Regions from separate parts of the Homo sapiens genome. Here region 2 is linked to region 1. Evidence: read pairs that join two places in POLR2A ChIA-PET (ENCODE). Cell type or tissue: OCI-LY7. All regions are shown on one strand.

What was found. ChIA-PET counts read pairs that join two places held together with the same protein. Peaks named below come from ENCODE experiments on the same cell type or tissue, not always from the same donor. Only the 100,000 strongest peaks of a DNase experiment are listed, where the experiment ranks them.
Region 2: POLR2A ChIA-PET joins it to region 1 with 13 read pairs; 4 of 35 experiments call an interaction of 5 or more read pairs at or near these places.

The regions. Positions count from the first base shown.
Region 1 is chr18:23,225,606-23,228,105 of GRCh38, forward strand. All of the region lies in intron 4 of CABLES1 (Cdk5 and Abl enzyme substrate 1), which reads left to right. Among named protein-coding and RNA genes, the nearest start is that of CABLES1, 91 kb to the left of the region's middle. RefSeq lists an enhancer at 1,048-1,147. In OCI-LY7, CTCF peaks have their summits at 1,046 and 1,251; DNase peaks (open chromatin) are centred at 1,066 and 2,346; H3K4me3 peaks cover 934 bases; H3K27ac peaks cover 2,500 bases.
Region 2 is chr18:23,415,709-23,418,208 of GRCh38, forward strand. The region is part of intron 3 of SLC35D4 (solute carrier family 35 member D4); the gene reads right to left. Among named protein-coding and RNA genes, the nearest start is that of SLC35D4, 21 kb to the right of the region's middle. In OCI-LY7, no CTCF peak of the experiment used is centred here; no DNase peak of the experiment used is centred here.

The DNA.
Region 1 (2,500 bases):
AACACTCTTCTCAGATGAAGCTTGTAAATTATGCCATTTTCTGGGAAGAGTCCCAGCCTTAAACCAGCTCCTTTTTCCTCAACTAACACTTGCCAAGGCCAGCCTGAATCTTTCTGCCTTTTATCCACATTAGTCACGGCCTTCTCTTTTCTAGTGTGGATTTGTGGTTTGGCTTGGTGACCCTCAGCTCACAAAATGAGTTGCAAGCAACTTTCTCAACTTTCCTAAATAGGCAGACCCCACTTAGTAAACAGCTTGTCCAACACTTCTATCCAAGACCACTTCTCTTCCCCTCGCTTTCCAGCCCCCATTGTGGGCTACTGTGCCACCGCCATAGGGCCAGGAGTGGGAAACCTGGGCCCTGCAAAGGAATTTATGGATTTACATGTAGAGAGAGGGAAGGAATTGTGAAAAACAGGAATAGCTTAGGGGAAAGGGTCCTGGAGTCCTAAGAAGGAAAGGGAAGTTCAGAGAAGAAGGTGAAATAATACAAACTTGACCTTTAAAGTGTTACTCAGCTGGGCACAGTGGCTCATGCCTGTAATCCCAGTACTTTGGGAGACCGAGGTGGGCGGATCACAAGGTCAGGAGTTCAAGACCAGCCTGGCCAACATAGTGACACCCCATCTCTACTAAAATTACAAAAATTAGCCGGGCATGGTGGCATGTGCCCGTAGTCCCAGCTACTCGGGAGGCTGAGGCAGGAGAATTGCTTGAACCTGAGAAGTGGAGGTTGCAGTGAGCCAAGATCGTGCCATTGCACTCCAGCTTGGGCAACAGAGTGAGACTTCATCTCAAAAAAAAAAAAAAAAAGTTCCTGAGGGTCAAGCCTGGACCAGGAAACCAAGAGGAGAGACTCAACTTCCTCCTATTTTTTTACCCTCATACACCCTCTGACCTTTTGCTTCTATGACCCGAGCTCTTGTTTTTGCTTTTGGGCTGATTCAGTTACATTATAGGCTCAGAGAGCCTTGGGTAGGCTAATCTCCACTTACTGCATCAATGAAAAATGCATTCTGAGTTCCAACTTGCCAGCCCAGGAGCTTCTAGAGCACGACCCACTGGTGAGTGAGAGACTGCAGGTGTTGTATGGAGAACTAGTCCTAGAATTGTCCCTATGCATAAGGGAACCGACACCAGCCACCAAGTGCTCTTTACTTCCTGAGATCTGGATGTGGGTTGGTATTTCTGTACACATGGATCCGACCAGAAGAAAGTAGGAGAGAACCTAGTAAACTTGAGATTGGAGGTTATGTGAAATCACCAAACTAGATGATTCCAGCAAAAAGAGTTTCTGTGATGTGTGTGTAGGTTCACACCCCTTAAGATAACCATACTTGACTGTATGATAGTCGCAGGAGTCACTTACTTACTACAGATGCATCAGAGACCATGTGATGAAGAAGATGGCTTCCCAGTGGAGTTGCAAGGTGCCTCTGGGGGGTGTGTTTTTAAATTGTCAACAGCTTCCACATGGTGTTTATATCCTTAACTTTTGGCATTGGGGGCATTCAGATGAGGTCATCCGCTTGGGTCCATTTCCTGAGTGTTGATCATTTTGCGACACAGAGAACAGCGTCTTCTATTCTTAGAGCCTTCAAGCCTAAATGCTCCCTGCCTGGCTCCAGGCCCATGCCCCCTTCCTCCCCACCCACTTTCCCCAGAAAATTTTTGTTGTGGAAAATTACACATTCACAAATTGTGTTTCTTTCCTCACACCAAGCATATTCCCACACAGAGACAGATTCTGGAATGATCTCATGGATGACTCATGCCATTATCTGGCTGTTTATAGGAGCTGCCTTTAGACAAAGATTTGGTCATAAGCTACGTTAAGACCCCTTCATTGTCTGCCAGTTGCCCTTGCAGGGGATGGCTTATGGCTTATCGATGGAGTCCTGAGTGGGAGTGGGAAGGGACTTCTAGACTAAAAGCTGCTTTTGACTTCACTTTTGTCCATCAACTGTGGACCCTGTTCCATTGTCTCTGAACTCTGGAGGCACCTTCTGCTTGATGTCAGCAAGCAGGCCTGGTCCAAGATGGCAGCTGCACTGTATCGGAAGGGCAACAAACGGGACTCTTAAGCTAAGGGGAAGACTTGTGTCGTCGACTTCCGGCCCATGTGTAATCTCTTAATTAAAATTTAGCTCACAAGTGGTATTTCCTTTCGTAATCCAGCTTTCAGGCTTTGCTTTAGGTGCAGGAAATCTCTCACTCCTTATTCTCTTTGAAGGGTCTGGAAATCCTGTTAATATTTAATTGGCTTTTAAATTATTGACACATCAAAGTGTTCAACCTATTGTTGTCCTTTGAAGAGCTAGCGCCTAGTGGAGCTCCTGGCAGGTGTTCCAAGTTCTTGGGCTTAGAGCACCATTAGAGAAAGGATGGTGGAGAGAAGTCAGGACCACTCCATTTTGGAAGCAGAAAGCCTTGGAACCTAGTTAATTGGATCACACTTTTTCCATCTAGTTTCCAGGTGTTAGATATTTAAGTCTTGTCT
Region 2 (2,500 bases), 190 kb after region 1:
ACAGCAGTAACTGCCATGTATTGACAAGCTTATGGCTGTACAACAGCGCTATCTGTCCCAAGACAGACTGTTCCAAGAGCATCATCCAAGACTAGGTGGCAACAACCAGTCACCAGGCAAACACCTAGACAAGAGAATGACCCCATAAGGTTGCTATGTAGAGCCAATACTGGCAGGCACAGGAGATATGGCCTCTTTGCAATATAAGAAATGTGTTGGCCGGGCATGGTGGCTCATGCCTGTAATCCCAGCACTTTGGGAGGCCGAGGCAGGTGGATCACCTGAGGTCAGGAGTTCGAGACCAGCCTGACCAACACGGTGAAACCATATCTCCACTAAAAATACAAAAAAAATTAACTGGGCATGGTGGTAGGTGCCTGTAATCTCAGCTACTCAGGAAGCTAAGGCAGGAGAATTGCTTGAACCCGGGAGGCAGAAGTTGAAGTGAGCCGAGATCGTGCCATTGCCCTCCAGCTTGTGTGATAAGAGCAAAACAGGTTCTGAGGCTCATTTGACATTTGAGAGGGAATGGGGGCCTCTTTGAGCTCCAGGTTAGAAGGGCAATCTAAATGAGTTCTCCATGGCCTATGCTGCCCAGTCTTAACTTAGGACCCACTCTCCAGCCCCACCATTACAATCCCCACCCCATAGTAACCTCTGGGACTCCAAACTGTCTTCCTGATATTTCCATTTTTAGAAGAGCCAAACCTCTGTCATCTCTGCATTCATAGTTACTCAGTAAAGCTGGGCTTCACTTCCCTAATGACATAATCAGAAAACAAAGCCCAGGAGGAAAGAGCAGCCACAGCAAATACAAACCCAGCCCAGCACACACGAAAGAACGTGGGTGCTGGATCCTTCTGCTAAACATCTGGTAACGCTCCTTTGCCAAGGGCCATGGGAACTGGAAATCCTGAGCTGTACCAGCTCAGGTACAAGATCTACCAAAAACCCAGATATGGGGATCTTGGACAAAAAGTTTAATGGAGCTGTGGGTGGCTGTGAATGCACCTGCAGGAGACAGTGGTGAAAAGACTTCTGTGGAGTTTAGCTAGGAGCTGAAAAGAAGATGTGATCACAGATATTCCGAGATACGTAGAACCTAGCAGCACACTGTCAAGTCCAAGGGACAAATGTCTAGTGGGTCTCAAACTTCTACAGTCAAAGGACAACTTCTTGCAGGGAAGCAATCTTGAGAATCTTTGGCCAGTTCTACTAGTCATTAGCTGCCCTTCAAAACATCAATTAGAAGGCTGGGCACAGTGGCTCATGCCTGTAACCCCAGCACTTTGGGAGGCTGAGAGGGGAGGACTGCTTGAGGTCAGGAGTTAGAGACCAGCCTGGGCAATATTGCAAACCCCCATCTCTACAGAAAATTAAACAATTAGCTGGGCATGGTAGTGCACACGTGTAGTCCCAGTCACTTGGGAAACTGAGGTGGGAGGATAGCTTGAGCCCAGAAGTTCAAGGCTGCAGTGAGCTAAGATTGAGCCACTGCACTCCAGCCTGGACGACAGAGCAAGACCTTGCCTCAAAAAAAAAAAAAAATTAATAAAAGTATGGAGAATTCTATCAACAGATAAATGCATAAGCAAAATGTGATGAGTACATGTAGACATTGTTCAGCCTCCACAAGGAATGAAATTCTGATTCATGCTACAACATGCATGAAACTTGAAAACATTAATGCTAAGTAAAATAAGTCAGACACCAAAGAACAAATATTGTACAACTCAATTTATACAAGGTACCCAGAATAGGCAAATTCATAGACAAAGAAAGCAGAACAGGGGTTACTAGGAGCAAGTGGGAGGGGAGAATGGGAAGATATCATTTAATGGGTACAGAGTTTATGTTTGGAATGATGAAAAAGTTCTGGGCAAAAATAGTTATGATGATTGTACAATATTGTGACTATAATCAATGCCAATGAATTGTATACTTAAAAAATGGTTAAAATGGTAAATCTTATGTAATACATATTTTATTAATAACACAATAAACAAAAAAATTTTTCATGGGAAAAATGGCATTGCTTTTAAGAAAATATGAGTAAGGTAATTTTTTAAAGACTACTATTAATAAGTAAATAATTTACATCAGATATTATGTGATAATTAGAATCAGCAAGGAAGACTCATGTTGATCTGCACCAGTGGTCCCCAGGCTATAATGTGACAGCCAATTCCCTCATTCTGGCCCAAGCTCCTGCTTCTCCAAAGGAATACGTTTACCCATTTGGAGCCAGGGTCCTTCAGTATTTCAATATTGTAACTATCTCAGGCCTTGTGAATTCTGTATCCCTATTTGTTTAAATGAAGCCCAATTCTTACTGAACTATCCACCATAACAATGGAGTATTTAGTAAGACTTGTGCTTAGTATAACATATAAAATCCCAAAAATATCTTTATTTCATCCAATTAAGGATACTATATCATGAAAATGCAAAATTGTGACTTAATAACTTCTCCTTTGGATTAGCTAAGCATACAGTGTGG